Linked DNA regions of Homo sapiens: region 1 is linked to region 2. Evidence: chromatin loops called from intact Hi-C (ENCODE). Cell type or tissue: natural killer cell. All regions are shown on one strand. Each heading gives the region's core, and the rest is flanking DNA. Links, peaks and the distances in the headings are about the cores only.

Region 1 (8,337 bases), core at 150-8,149, 59 kb after region 2:
TCGCAACCCAACACCACATCTCCCTCCAGTTTCCTTAGTACACCCTCACATAAACCCTTTAGCCTAGCCAGCCAGGCCCCTTGCTGTGTCCCCTGCAGATCATGCATGGTTCTAGGTCTGTTCCATTCCACCCTCCTCACTAGCCTCAATTCTACTGCGTTCTGATAACCTTTTGTAACGCAGATGTTATTCTCTCTGTCCACGGCGCTCCTGGGGCCAGGCAGGCAGTGTAGAAGCATGATACACAAAAAAGGACTTTGTGTTTTAGGGTGTTCCAGGGATCAGACTGGACCAAGGGAGACAGTCACCCAGGATGAGTAAAGAAAAAAATCGAAATCCTAGCCAACGAGTCACACGAGGGCACAGGAGTCTGAGAAGTGGCACTAAGCTTCAGGTCCAAAGGGTGGAAGAAGGCACAGCCACAAATCCCCTAGACACACGGTGGGACTGCACACTGCCACCGTCTGCCACATGGGTTAGGTGTGGCCACAGGTCAATGAAATTGGAAGTGGTAATCCTGAATAAATATTATTTCTCTTTGCTGTTTTGCTTTGTTTTACAGAATATTGGTGCATACCATTTCACTTGATTTCCTTTCTCCGTCTAACTACAGTTGAAAAATTTATTTAGTATTTGGTCACTCCTGGCCACAAGGTATAGACTTCCTTTATTTTCATAATCTCATGATATTGAGTGACAGTATTTGAGAGGAAGAATCTGGTGTGAGCAAGGAGCTCCGAGTTCTTGGGTTAATTCTGTGAGTGGAAATGGCATGCACCTCTTTTTTGTTTAATTTATATAAACACTTTTCTTAAGAATACTTTGATTTGAAGAAAAGTTGCGAGGATAGCATATGGAGTTTCCACATGCCCCTCCCCCAGTTTCTCCTACTAGTAACACCTTACATTTTCTGGCTACCTTTGTCATAGTTAAGGAACCAACTTTGGTGCATTAACTAAAGTGCACATGTTACTCAGATTTCACTAGGTTTCCCCTAAGGTCCGTTTTCTGTCCGGGGTCCCATCCAGGACATCACATTGCATTTGTTTGTCATCTTTTTTTTTAGCCTCCTCTGGGCTGTGGCAGTTTCTCAGACTTTCCTCATTTTCGATGACTTTGACAGTTTTGAGGAATCCAGGGCAGGTATTTTGTAGAATATACTTCAATTTGCGTTTGTCTGATGTTTTCACCATGATTATCAGACTGAGGGTATGGGGTTGGGGTGGGAAGACCACAGAGGAGAGACGCCCTTCTCATCACATCCCATTAAGATCCTGCTACCAATATGTCTCATCACAGATGCGTGTAGACCTTGGTCACTGGGCCGACGTGGTGTTTGCCTGGCTTCCCCATTGCGAAGGCCCCCCGCTTTATGAGGGGAGTACAGTAGGGCACAGCGCATTCTGAGGGCTGGACAGTTAACCCATGCTGCCTTTGTATCTGTCATCTGGAATCCTTCCACACAGGAGGTGTGTCTCTCGGCGCTTGGGCCTCTCTGGGATGAAAGTTTTAAGTGCACACGAAGGCTTTGCCAAGCTCTCTCTTCCTGATGCCATGATGACTATGAACAGCAGCTCCGTGGCCTGGATCCAGAGGGAGGACAATGACACCGTGATGTATAATGTGAACAAGAAATAAATCTTTACTGTTTGAGCCATTGAGACTTTGGGATATTTTTTATGGCACCATAACTTACCTTCTCCAAGGAAGGGTAAAGCAAGGTTATATTCTCAAGGGCAGTAGTCAGGAGGGTGGGGGCCATGAAAGGGACAGTGTGTCTATTAATGGTTTACGACTAACGCTGGAACACAGCCATACGTGGGAGGTCTGCTCTGATATGACGTGGCCTCCACAGACTGGGGTCCAGATGGCACTAAACCCTCTTCCAGAGTGCAGCTTCTCCTTCCAGATCTCTCCTAATCACTGCAACACACATTAGTTTTATCACACTTCAAATCTAAAATAAAATCATCTCCCCTCAATCATAGCCAGTGCCTCCTCCTGACTTTGTATTTCTGCCCCTGGTGCAGTTATCTTCCCTTTCCTGGCTTAAAATCTTAGTGTGATTGTTGAGCACAGCTTCTGCTGTGGTCAATCATTTCTAGAGATTCCACCCACAATGTGACATTGGCACTCACCTTTTCATTCCCATGCCCCCCTCTCTCGAGCTCAGAGCCTCCTCCCCTTCTGTCTACACCACGGTGACAGATCCTGACTAATCTCCTGCTCTCTCTTCACCCTTCTCTTCTCCTCCAGGTATCTGTTTCTAAACTGAAGACCAGATCAGTTCTTTTTTCTATGTAAACTACCTTCTTGTTCTACCACTGGTCTTCCATAGTCTGGTCCTTCCTCATCTATCTGTCCAGTCTTATTTCCCATGAGTCTTTCACCTCAATTCCACACGTCAGATATCCCTGTTAGATCTGTTTTCCACGTACTTGCGATTCTTTGTAATAGAGTTACTCTTCCTGTTCTGCCTTAACCTCTTGTCTCCTTCTCCAAGTGGCAAGTTCTGGCACCTCTTCAAGATCCGGCTCAAATGTCATCTCCTCTATGAAATCTTTACTGACTTGTCCTATTCCAGGCAAAATTAATCATTCCTTCTTCCTTTTTCAATTTAGAAAAAATCACATTCATTCTTTAATGTTTGACTCAAGAAAGACCTCTTATGTTCCTTCTTTCTGTATTAGTTTGACAGGGCTGCCATAATAAACACCACTGACTTGGTGGCTTAAACAACAAAAATGTATTCCTCACAGTCCTCGAGGCTAGAAGTGTGAGATCAAGGCGTTGGCAGGTTTGGTTTTTTTCTGAGACCTCCCTCCTTGGTTTGCAGATGGTCACCTTCTCCTGTGTCCTTACATGGTCTTCCCTCCATGTGTGTCTGTGTCCTAATCTCCCCTTCTTACCAGTCCTACTAGATCAGGAGCTACCCATATGACCTCATTTTACCTTAATTACCTCTTTAAAAATCCTGTTTCCAAATAGAGTCATACTCTGAGGTACTGGTGGTTAGGACTTCAATGTATGAATTTTGAGGGTGCACAATTCAGCCCAAAACATCTTCCTTCCTTCCTTTTCTCCTTCTCCTCCTTATCCTTCTTCTCTTTCTCCTTCTCTCTCTCTCCCCCTTTTTCTCTTTCTTTTATATAAAAAAGATAAATTGATCCCTGAACTTTCAGCAGGAATAAAGAGCAGTAAAGACTTGGCCCTCGTCCTCAAGCAGTATCTAGTCTCTCACAGGGGACAGACATGGGACCGAATAAGCCCAAGCTCCCTTCAGAAGAAGCCAACAGCCTCTGTGGCACTCTCTCAGGGCCCCATGCCCCAGGTTCCAGTGCAGATCCAAGCATTGTACTAGAGTGCCTCGTCTAGCTTCCTGTCACAGGGAGAAATTGTGAGCTTCTGAGGTCAGGGCCACCTTAGTCATCTCCAAATTTACAGTGCCTTGAAATGTACCTGGTACATAATAAATGATAAACAAATATTGGTTGAATTGAACCCAAATAAATTGATATTATATTTTTACTCCTGAAGGGTTTTTTGCTGATGGATTAACTTTTTCATCAGACTTAAACAAGGGACAAGTTTCTTTGTTAAAGTCAGCAGCTCGAAAGTGATCAGTTAGATGGCATTTTGCAATTCTTTTTCTTTTTTTTAGAAACAGAGTCTCACTCTGTTGCCCAGGCTAGAGTGCATGGCTCACTGCAGCCTTGACCTCCTGGACTCAAGTGATCCTTCTGCCTCAGTCTCCCAAAATAGCTGGGACTACAGGTGTGTGCCACCATGCCCAGATAGTTTTTTTTTTTTTTTAATTTTTTATAGAAACAGGGTCTTGCTATGTTCCCCAGGCTGGACTTGAACTCCTGGGCTCAACTGATCCTCCTGCCTCAGCCTCCCAAAATGCTAAGATTACAGGCATGAACCACCCGTAATTTGCTTTTTAAACTGATAAAAATATAAATTAATATCTTTGAAAAGGCAATGTTTCTACAATTTTTTTGGGAAAATGACTTCTGAGTTTCCTTCTATTTAGGAATCTCTCAGGTCTTTCCCACTGCAATAAGTTGTGTATATAAAAATTATAACTGCAATAACAAATTAATATTAGTTGCATTTTGATGTGAACCAAAAATAAAAATAAGCCTCATACTATGTGAAGGTGATAAGCAAGGAGAATCTTACAAAGACTTGAAAATATTTTGAGAAAATAAAAACTGCAAAATTAGAAGCATTCAACTTAATTATTACATAAAGTTTAAACAACTAATGAGTAGTGTTAATGGTCCGTTCTAGTTTAAGGTTACTGGTGACAGTATTTGTAACTGGCTGTTGGGTCACGTGAATGATCTACCATAATTGGCAGACAGAAAGTCCCACTTTCCTTTTACTTTGGAGACTAATGGTAATTTTCCCCCAGCCTCATCTCTATCTCCTGTCTTGGAGTGAGGTTCTGTAGAAGGTCTGCGTGTGACCGCTTGTGGCTGTCGGTGCCTTGCTGTAGCCTTCGAGGTGGAACCCAAGCTGGGCGCTGCAGGAGAGGAAACAAGGCCTCACTGAGGGGCAGAAACCAGGAAGCTGGGCCAGCCACGCCCTGAAGACTCTGCTCCTCTCTGTAGAAGTAGAGACCAGGTGTGACTTCCCATGGGGTGGGGGTGGTGAGAGTTGAGACAAACTGTCCCTGAAAGTGAAGAGGCCCCAGGCGGAGCACCTTGCACTCTGGAAGAGTGACACAGGACCCACTGGAACTAAAACTGTAATGTGATGAGATGTTGTCAAAGCAAAGTAACAACAACAATAAAAATACTAGTAGGCACTTACATAGCACTATGAGCCGGTGTTCTGGCAGATTTACTTATATATTAATACATTATGAACTATGTTTTTGTTTAATAGGACACACTTATCAGTTGCAAAAGACTACTAATGCCTACATTTTTCTGGCAAGATGTCATTTTCCATTAAGGCTCTATAAGGCTGGGTGTAGTGGCTCACATCTGTAATCCCAGCACTTTGGGAGGCTAAGGCAGGAAGATCATGAGCTCAGGAGTTAGAGACCAGCCTAGGCAACACAGCAGGATACTGTCTCTACAAAAAAATCAAAAAATTAGCAGGTCATGGTGGCTCCTGTAGTGGCAGCTACTCTGGAGACTGAGGTGGGAGGATCACTTGAGCCCGAGAAGTCAAGGCTGCACTGAACTATGATGGTGCCACTGCACTCCAGCCTGGTTGACTAAGCAAGATAGTGTTTCAAAAAAAAAAAAAAGAGAGAGAGAGAGATAGAAAGAAAAGGCTCCTTTAAATCCAGCCTTCAGCAGATGAGGGGGCTAAAACGGGCATGCCTTATATTAAGAGGGCTATTAGGGATTGCCCAGAAAATCTTTTTTTTTAAGCTGTTTTTGCCACATAATTAAGCTCATAAAATTTTCTTTAAAGAACCAAATAGGTTATATAACCAAAAGCCAAAGTCAAGTGATTCTTATGAGCAAACAACATATAGTTAATCCACAAAATTATTTTGGGACCTCACACTGTTATAAAGTTTTTCCTTACACAGAAACAAAAGCTTCTTCCCATAACATCCTTCTTTATTCTTTATATCTCTTTCGACAGCTCGAAGTGTGTTTGGTCCTCTGAGAAATCTCTGACCAAATGCAGCAGTCATTTGCCCTGGGTGGTGCCTTTCCTCTTTACTAAACCTAATCAATTCTTCTAACTCTTAATTATGTGAAATGTATATAGAGTATATGTTTATATAAAATATATGTATAGAAATGTGTACTGTGTAGTTTAGCAGTGGATGCTGTTTGCATGGTTACACAAGTACATGATGCATTGATAATTCATACACAAGAAGTTCTTTTGGGATGGACTCTGGTAGGCGGAATGGGAATACGCTATACAGCTGATCTTTGAACAACAGGGGTTTGAACTGCATAGGTCCACTTACACACAGATTTTTTTCTATACGAATTACACAGACTGCACTGGCCTCTCCTGCCTCCCCTTCCACCTCCATCACCTCTTCTGCTTCTGCCACCCCTGAGACATCAAGACCAATCCCTCTTCTTCCTCCTCCTCCTCAGCCTACTCAACATCAAGGCGAAGAAAAGGAAGACCTTTATGATGATCCACTTCCACTTAATAAATAATAAATATATTTTCTCTTCCTTTTGATTTTCTTAATAATATTTTCTTTTCTCTGGCTTACTTTATTGTAAGAATACCATATATAATACATATAACATACAAAATATATGTTAATTGGTAAGGCTTCTGGTCAACAGTAGGCTATTAGTAGTTAAGTTTTGGGGCAGTCATACATGGATTTTCCACTGCGTGGGGGTGTTGGTCTCCAAACCCCACATTGTTTAGGGGTCAACTGTACTGGCAGTGCTGGCCTGTTTTCTCCTTGGGGTACAGTCAGCATGCATGTCATTATAGTTTTACTTTCTCCCAAGTGTATTTCATTGCTTCAGTTTTTTGTCTTTGGTTTGAATTTCTTTTTTCATCAGAATTTATAGACCATCTGCAAAGCAGTAACTTTGGAGGGATTACAATGCTTCTATCAGTCAGCATCCCAGCTGGAAAGAGATGACGCACTCAAAGGGGTCACTGAACGGACTTAAATTGACAGACTATCTAGAGAAACCAGCACAGGATTGAGGAGACTGACAAGCTATGGTAAAGCCCCAGGAATCAGCAACAAGGGAGGCCTTTATCACCCGTCAGCCTGTTGGGAAGTGGCAGGCAGGGGACAAATATGAGAACTCAGAGATCTGGCTGTGAAGAGGGGCTGCTTGCAGGATCTGAGACTCTAGAAGAGAAACAGATTTCTCTTAGGGAAGGAGCAGGCAAGAAACCCCCAACCTCTCTCCACCTTTTCCATCTCCCCAGTTCCTGCTGCAGACCAAACCTTGTGAAAAGCAGAAATCTAAAAGATGAAGGGGGAAGAAGTTAGTCTTCCAGGCCACACAGCAGGGTCAGTAGGGGTCTGGAGGGGCAAAGAGAAAATCCAGGTCTGCACAAAATGCAACGAGAGAAGCATAGTTTCTCAGAGAGCGGGCACTGTGCACTCTGCATCTTTTCATGACCGTATCTAGTGTCTAGTGCAGGGCTTGACACCCATGACATTCTCAACAAGGGTCTTACTGAATCCGCGAACAGATCAGAAGTCAGTTGTTCCTGAAATAGAAGGCATTGTAACTGACAACAGAATACAAATGAACTGTGGCTTTTTAAAACAACCACATATTACTATTATCTAAAACTTACTCTTCTAAACAATGTCTTTATTAATCAGCTAATATTAAAGGAGAATCTGATAACTCTGATTTTTCTTTCCATCAACCTGTCCTTAAGCTGCACACAGAAAACTGTCTTCAGAAGGGAGTTTCTGATGTTGTTAAGCACCTAAAATTTGTGTAAGCAAATAAAAGAGCAAAGCCCTCCTAAATAGAGTATCAAGTTTGCAAGACTTGGCCACGGGAGGCCAATTCCAGTTCTAGTTCTGATTCTACTGCTTGTGCTCCCTGGAGTAGGTTACCTATACTCTGCATGCCTCCATTTCTTCAGCAAAAATAGGAGTAATAGCAGTACCTGTCTCTTAGACACTCATTTCTATTAACTGTCCTGCCTTCACCAAACGCTATTATATAGCACACTGCATGTTTCAGTCAGTCAATAACTTCTATTGCTTCCAACAACTCAAAATATCTTGTTTTAATCTGTCATTGTTGGTTCTCTCTAATTGATCCCCTTGCCTGGTTACTAGAATCTACCTTTCTGTCTAGCTTACATGAACTGACACTTTGGCTCTGTTCTTTAGTTTTGGAGATTGTGATTAAAATAGGGATGCCAGATAGAAAACAGAATTTTAAAATATAAATAAAGACAGGTAATACAAAGATAAAATACAAAGTAAAAAAACTTTGAATTTCAGAGAGACAACTGATAATTTTTTTAGTATACCTATATCCCAAATATTGCATGGCAACCCTAGATTGGAGGGCACCTCTGGAATCACCCTTAAGTTCAGGATTCAGCACCTCTCAGCTCATCCCATGCCACGTTCTCACCCTTTCCTAGAGCAGCCCTGGGTCTTGAGTACAAATTCAACAACTTAGCTCTTCTTGGAGGGATGTTTAAGTAAATACTGCCCCTGGGAAGTAAGTGATCATTTCCCCTTACTTGAGCCTTGGCATAGATCTACAACACTAGGATACCTATGCCAAGGCTCAAGTGAGGGGAAATGATCACAATACCATAGATATCCTGGTTCTCAATATTGGATGTGTAGTAATAGCAGGATATACTGTATGAAAACCAGTGGCGTGA
Region 2 (8,337 bases), core at 282-8,281:
GTTGTTGGAAATAGCCTGGCACCTTCCTCCCCTCTGTCTTTCTTCCTGTCTGGCCATGTGATCTCTGCACACTCTGGCTCCTCTTCACCTTCTGCCATGAGTGGAAGCTCCCTGAGTCCTCACCAGAAGCAGATGCTCCTGTCATGCTTCTAGTACAGTCTGCAGAACTGAGGGCCAAATAAACCTCTTTACATATATATATATATATATATATATATATATATATATATATATATACACACACACACACATTATCCTGGCTCAGGTATTCCTTTATAGCAATACAAACGAATTAAGACACCTGTTCTGACTTTTCCTTTTTAAATACTATTTGATAACAAATAGGAATTTTAATTTCTAATTAACAATGAGAAAATTCAAGTCCATGACCTTCCTAATTCTATCATTCCTTCTGCATTTATTACCTGCATTCTTCTGTCAAGCAGAGCTTTCCTTTATCAACTGAAGTTATTTGGCTACCATAAAGTATATTTCCCATTGGAAGGGCAAGATTAACGATTATTATTCTTACACGACCTTCAGATAAGAAATTGATTATTTGCTGCAACAAATAGTGTGAATGGAGGACTTTCTTCTCTCTCCTTCTCTCAGTGATTAGTATATGATTGTTATAGATTCATAGATTTTCTCCATTTTAGAAATGGAGAAGTCATAAAGCTAGGAGAGATTTTCGTCTTTCTTCTTTTTCCTTTTTTTTTTTTTTCTTTGAGTTGGTGTCTCTCTCTGTTGCCCAGGCTGGAGTACTGTGGCCCGATCTCAGCTCACTACAACTTCTTCCTCTCAGGCTCAAGGAATTTTCGTGCCTCAAACTCCTGAAACAGCTAGGATTACAGGTGCACATGACCATGCCCAGCTAATTTTTTGTATTTTTATTTTTTATTTTTTGTGTAGAAGGGGTTTTGCCATGTTGGTCAGGCTGGTCTCAAAGTCCCGACCTCAAGTGATTTGCCTGCCTTGGCCTCCCAAAGTGCTGGGATTACAGGCATGAGCCACCACACCCAGCCAGTTTCCTCTTCCACTGTGATGTAGCTAATAAGTGGCAGAGCTGGGACTAGAACCCAGGCCGGTCTAACACCAAGACCAATCTCCTAACCATTATACTCTCCTGCTTCCTCGTAGCCTTTTTTTCTTTCTTTTTTTTTTTTTATCTTTAAGTTTCCAAATATTGAGTTTGAAAGTACAAGTTCTTGCAGTTCATTTGGTTAATCCTAGACCCAGATACCTAAGTTAATGTCCCCTTTGTGGAGTATTGCCTATTCTGGGATTTCATTTACTCTTAATCATCATTCTATTCTTCCCCATTTTCAAAATCATGCTCATTGATAGGGGAGAAAGAAGCAAAACAGAAACTGAGAGACTCTGGTTTTTTTTTTTGGTTAACATTGCATTTCTTTCCCAATCAGTAACCTACCCCTTTCTCATTCATCTTTTTTTTCTATGAACAGAGCTATATATGTCCCAAATACAATCCAGAGAACTAAAAGAACTTCCAGATAAGATACACATTCCCTTCTTCTCCCAAATAGTTCTCCACTGCAATCCCACCAGCAGCTTCACGGATTTACTCTAATCCAGAGTTCCTTCTCTCTTCTCAGTTCTACTTAATTTCTTTTGAAGTACCTAAACCTTTCCACATAGTATATATTTGTTTCATATAATAGCAAGTAATATTTTTTCTACTTCAAATTATCAACTTCTGTATCTGTTTATGCTGACTGTAAAGCAGACTATCTCCCAGTTCTAGGATAAGAAGAGAGGGGGGCTTGATATCTACATTTTTTGTTGTTGAAATAAAATCACAAATATGAGTCACTAGTAAATAAACAGTTAATCAACTCATGTATTTGTGGGTTAAATAAAATCATGTTGACTGGATATAAGTCAATTATTTAGAACATTAATATTAAACAATAGCTAACACCTTGTCTTCACGTACTATGTATGAGTTATCAAAATAAGTCCCTTGCAGGGCACGGTGGCTCACGCCTGTAATCCTAGCACTTTGGGAGGCTGAGGCGGGCGGACTGCCTGAGTTCAGGAGTTTGAGAACAGCCTGGAGAACACGGTGAAAGCCCGTCTCTATTAAAATACAAAAAATTAGCTGGGCATGGCAGTGTGAGCCTGTAGTCCCAGCTACTTGGGAGGCTGAGGCAGGAGAACTGCTCGAACCCAGGAGGCAGAGGTTGCAGTGAGCCGAGATCGTGCCACTGCACCCCACCCTGGCGACAGGGCAAGACTCTATCTCAAAAAAAAAAAAGTCCTTTACCTGAATTATCTCATTTTATTCTTACAGCAACCCTTTCAGATGAGTATTTTAACATCCCCACTTTAAAAGATGAGAAAACCAAGGCTTAGGAAGTCTAAAAAATGACCCACAGCTGGTAGGTAGCAGAGCCAGCATTCAAAACCAAGTCCCTTTGATTTCGGAGCCCACACTTTTAACCACACCCTGTAACACTATCCCTTTGCTACTTGGAATACGTTAGCCAATGGAAAGGGGTCTTGTGACATAAAGCCACTCACGTACAATACTGTCACATGAATTCTGAGAAGCAGACTTCCAGTTTCAGTAAGGATGAGTATCTTGGGGCTGATTAATGCTCTTGCCAAAAGTAACTTAGAAAGCTGGATAAAATATTTTAAAAATTATTTTCCATGCATCAAAGAGTCACTGAAGTGAAGGGGACTAGAGGGTCCGAGATTCTAAGGAGGGAGGACCCATGTAGAAGTGAGCTGACTTTGTGCAGCTACATTAACCCTTGTGGCATTTGCTGATTCTGGGAACCAGTTATGAACTGAGAATCTGGGCTCTGCATAGGCAAAGGCTGCTTCAGGGGACAGAGGGTCGGCAGAGTTTTGGGAATTTTTCATTTACACTTGAAGGACCAATTATTTGGATGAGAATGAAAGGGCAGAGAAGTGGGCTTATCCCACTGCCTGGCTTCCTCTAAAAAAATTCCTCAAAATCTGAAGCTAGGCAGAGCAGAAAGTTAAAAGTAAGCAGACATCTCAGAAAGATGAAGTAGACCTCCATCATTCTTATTCTTTCTGCTAAGTACAACTAAAAGCCCAAGACAGTAAACACAAATAAGACAAACCTAAGAAGACTTCAAAAGGTGGAGAGAGGAAGGCAGATGAGTTAGGGACCTTAGGACCTAACAAATAACATGGTGATAAAATCCCTAGGTTTGTTTTGATTGTTTTAGTTTTCTGTTAATTAGTTTGTTTGCCTCATGTATTCCATAATTGGTGCTGAAGAAGCCAGAAATCCAGAAATGCCAATGAACACGGACAAAAAGAAGTTCCAACAAAAGCCTGTTCTCTCTAGCCAAAGAGCCAGGAAACGGCAGCCTCGCAAGACAGGAAACACTTAGTTAATAATCACTCAACCTCAGCCAAACACTATAGAAAAAACATCCATGGTCTTACCCTCCCTCACTCACACCACCAAAGACCGAGTGGGGAGTCTAGACTTCACCCTGGCCAGGCTATCACAAGGTGCCCCAAAACTCCCACAGGGGTAGTACCAGAGAAGGCCAAGTAAGGAGCTAAGACTTGAATCCCCACTGGCTGGTGTGAAATCCCTTCTTCTCCCACAGCATCAGTGGTAACCACATGGGGAGACTAGATGTTCACCCTACATGGCAGTCTTGAAACACCTCCTCTTGGGTGTCAACAGAGGCCAAATGGGAACCTGAACTTCTCTACTCCAGCGGGCAATACTGAGGCAGAATTGAGTGTCAGAGAAATCCAGGTAATGTAGGAGGTTTAGATGAGATCCAGAGTATCATAACATCAGATGAAGCTATATAGATTCTCATTGAAAATCACCTGTCATACTAAGAGCCAGGAAGATCTCAAACTGAATAAAAAAAGACAATCAGTAGATGTCAACACTGGGATGACAGATGTGTTAGAATTCCCCAACAAAGATGTTAAAGTAGTCATCATAAAAGTGCTTCAATAGTACATGAAAGTGAGAATGTATTTAATGCCACTAACTGTACACTTTAAAAAGTGTACTTGGAAACTACACAACACACTTCTAAAATGGTTAGAATGTATTTTATCATAATTTAAAAACTTCTAAGAGCTTCAGCAAGCAATTATGAACATACTTGAAACAAATAAAAAATAGGAAGCCTCAGCCATAGAGGATATAATCGGAAAATTTAAAACTGAAAAACACAATAACTGAAATGAAAAGCTCAGTGAATGGGTTCAAAGAATAATGGAAAGAGCAGAGAAAGAATCAGTGACCTGGATGTTAGAACAATACAAAGCTCCTAATCTTTACAAGAGAGAAAACTGACTGAGAAAAAATGAATAGAGGATCAGAGACTTGTGGGATTATAACAAAATATCTAAGATTTATGTCATCAGAGTTCTGGAAAGAAAAGAGAAAGAGGGCAGGACTGAAAACATACTCAGAAAAATAATGGCTGAAAATTCCCAAATTTGGCAAGAGACATAAATACACAGACTCAAGAAGCTGATTAAACTCCAAATGAGATAAAAATAATGAAATCCACACCAAAACACATCATAATTAAACTTCTGAAAACTAAATATTTTGAAAACAAAAGATTAAAAAACAAAGATTATAAAACAAATGACAACAAATTTATAATCAGAAAACAAGGAGGCCAAAAAGAAGTGGCACGATATTTTTCAAATGCTGAAAGAAAAGAACTGTCAAATCAGAATCTTTTTTTTTTTCTTTTTTTTTTTTTTGAGACAGAGTCTTGTTCTGTTACCCAGGCTGGAGTGCAATGGCGTGGTCTCAGCTCACTGCAACCTCCGCCTCCTGGGTTCAGGTGATTCTCCTGTCTCAGCTTCCCAAGTAGCTGGGATTACAGGTGCCCAGCTAATTTTTTTTATTTTTAGTAGAGATGGGGTTTCACCTTGTCGGCCAGGTTGGTCTCGAACTCCTGACCTCAGGCGATCCACCCACCTCGGCCTCCCAAAGTGCTGGGATTACAGGTATGAGCCACTGCGCCTGGCCAAATCAGAATCTTATACCCATAAAAACAAGCGAGCAAACAAACAAGTCTTCAGGATTAAGGGGAAATGAAGACATTGTCAGATGAAGGGAAACTAAGAGGATTTGTCACCAGCAGACCTACCCTAAAAGAGTGGCCAAAGGTTGTTCTCTACGTAGAAAGAAAACAATAAAAGAAGCAAGTTTGAAACATCAGGAAGGATGAAAGAAGACAGTAAGCAAAAAAAAAAAATGGGTAAATACAATAAACTTTCTTCTCCTCTTGAGATTTCTAAATAATGTTTGACGTTGAAACTAAAACTATAACATTGTTTGGTGTGACTCTTAATGTATATAGAGGAATACTTGAGACAAGTATGTTCTAAATGGCAGATGCAAGGGATGTAAAGGCAGGTAAGATTTTTTTTGCTTCACACAAATTGGCAAAATATGACTGTAAGACTATATATAGACTACAATAAGTCATATATAGAAAATGTAATACTTAGAGCAACCATTAAAAACTATACAAAGAAATATATTCAAAAACACGATAGATAAACCAAAATAAAATTTTTAAAAATGTTTGTTACCCACAATAAGGCAGGAAAGAGCAAACAGGGAAAAGAAAAGCAGAGAGAACAAACAGAAAACAAAAACATAAAACAACAGACTTAAGTCCTAACATATCAATAATTACTTTAAACACAAATGATCTAAATACACCAATTATAAGACAGAGATTGGCAAATTAGAAACCATGACCTAAATACAGCTTGCCTAAAGACATTCACTTCTAATACAATAATATAAGCAGGTTGAAAGTAAAATAATAGAAAAAGATATACTACACAAACATTGACCCCAAAAAACAAAAAGCAGGACTGACAACATTAATATCAGATAAAACAGACTACAGAGCAAAGATAATTACCAGAGACAGAGAGGGACATTCTATGATGATAAAAAGGTCAGTTCACCAAGAGGATATGGCAACCCTAAATGTAAATGCACCAAACAATGAAGCTGTAAAATATGATAGAACTGAAAAGAGAAAAAGACAAATCTACAATTATAATTAAAGACTTCAACACCCCTCTTTCAACAATTAATAGGACAATTTGACAGAAAATTAGCAAGTATATAGAACTCAACCATACCATCAATCAATAGGATCTAACTGACATTTCTAGAACACTCCATCTGTGATGATTAATACTAGCTGTCACCTTGACCGAACTGAGGGATACCTATAGGGCTAGTGAAGCCTTGTTTCTGGGTGTAACTGTGAGGGTGTTTCCAGAGGAGACTGACATGTGAGTCAGTGGACTGAGAGAGGAAAACCCGTCCTCTATGTGGATAAACACCATCTAATCCACTGCGGGTGCAGCCAGAAAAATGCCAGGCAGAAGGAGGGAGATATTCAGCTTGCTCTTGCTTCTTCTCTCTCTCCCTTCCAGAGAAGGATTCTTTTTTCTCCTGTAGTCCTGGGACATCAGACTCCAGGATCTTTGGTTTTTGGACTCTGGGGCCTGAACCAGCAGCTTCCCAGTAGTCTCCCAGGGGCTCTCAGGCCTTTGGCCTCAGACTGGAGCTGCAACTGTTGGTTTCCCTGGTTCTGAGGCTTTTGGACTTGGACTGAACCACACTAGCTGTCTTTCCAGGGTGCCATACTTACCAGCTTCTCTACTCCTCCAGCTTGAAGATGGCCTATCCTGGGACTTCGTCTTTCTTATCATGTGAGCCAAATTCCCCTAATAAACTCCCTTTCATATATATCCTATTGGTTCTGTCCCTCTGGGGAACTCTGACTAATACACTACCCAACTGCTTCAGATTATACATTCTTCTCAAATGCCCATGAAACATATACCAAAATGGACTGTATCCTGAGCCATAAAACAAGTTTCAACGAATTTAAAAGAATTAAAATAATATAGAGCATGTCTTCCTACCACAATGGAATCAAACTAAAAATCAATAATGGAGAGATAACAGGAAAATCTCCAAGCACTTGGAAATGAAACAACATACTTTTGAGCAATCCATAGTTCAAAAAGGAGGTTTCCAGGAAAATTGTTTAAAATGCATTGAACTGAATAAAAATTAAAATACCATACACCAGAAGTTGTGAGACACAGCTACAGCTGCACTGAGGGGGAAATTTATGGCATTAAATGTATACTTTAGAAAAGAAAGTCTGTCTCAAATCAATAATCTAAGCTCCCATCTGAAAAACCTAGAAAGAGAATAGCAAAATAAACCCAAAGCCAGTAGGAGATGAGAAATAATAGAGATAAGAACAGAAATTAAAAACCGAACAATGATGGGAAAATAAATGAAACAGATGGTTCTTTTTTTAAAAAAGATCAACAAAATTGGCAGAACTCTACCAAGATTGACAAAGAAAGAAGAGAGATGACACAAATTGCCGATATCAGGAATGAAACGGGATTTCACTGCAAACCCTACAGACATCAAGAGGATAATAAATACTATGAACAACTAACTCTACATACATAAATTTGACAACTGAGTGAAATTGACCAATTCTTCAAAAAATACAAACTACCACAACTTATTCAATATGAAATTGATAATTTGAATTATCTATACCTATTATGAAAATTGAATTCATAATTTAAAACCTTCCAAAGAAGAAATCTCCAGGCACAGATTATTTCACTAGAGGTTCTATTAAACACATTATAGAAAATTAACACCAATTCTACACAATTTTTCCAGAAAATAGAAAAGGAGAGAACACTTCCTAATTAATTTTATAAAATCAATATCCTAGTTTTGAAAAAAGAAAATTATATACACAATATCTCTCATGAATATAGAAGCAAAAATCCTTAACAAAATATTAGCAAATAGAATTCAGTAATATGTATTTTTTAATCTATACACCATGACCAAGTAGGCTTTATTCTAGGAATGCAAAGATATTTCAGTAATTGAAAATCAATCAATATTAACATAACCATAGTATCTGGCAAAAAAGAAAATACCAGAATGTATCATAAATAATTTGTCTGGTCTTTGTCCTTGGTTCCTGGGAGGGATCTTCTACACCCTTCTTATCACCAGAAATTTCCCTGATGATAAGAATGCCTTTGTTATTCATTGCGGGACCATACCTGAGTTTATCCAAATGAGGTAACTCAGGGTGAGCATTAAAAAAAATGCTCACTAGAAAGTTTCAGGTTGGGGGCTGGCCATGCCAGAAAGACAAACATGTGTTTAGAGGTTTGGAACTTTGAGCCATGTGACATCATCCCAACCTCCCAATGTTCAAGGAGGACAGAGAAGCTGGAGTTTGAGTTCAATCG

What was found. A loop is a pair of places that touch in the nucleus more often than their neighbours do. Peaks named below come from ENCODE experiments on the same cell type or tissue, not always from the same donor. Only the 100,000 strongest peaks of a DNase experiment are listed, where the experiment ranks them.
Region 1: a loop joins it to region 2, with 3 times the contacts of the local background. A loop is called at or near these places in 3 of 110 quality-filtered maps.

Annotation. Positions count from the first base shown.
Region 1 is chr1:228,762,008-228,770,344 of GRCh38, reverse strand. No RefSeq gene overlaps it. Among named protein-coding and RNA genes, the nearest start is that of RHOU, 31 kb to the right of the region's middle. In natural killer cell, for the core only: no CTCF peak of the experiment used is centred there; a DNase peak (open chromatin) is centred at 4,574; H3K27ac peaks cover 503 bases.
Region 2 is chr1:228,821,371-228,829,707 of GRCh38, reverse strand. No RefSeq gene overlaps it. Among named protein-coding and RNA genes, the nearest start is that of RHOU, 90 kb to the right of the region's middle. In natural killer cell, for the core only: no CTCF peak of the experiment used is centred there; no DNase peak of the experiment used is centred there; H3K27me3 peaks cover 597 bases.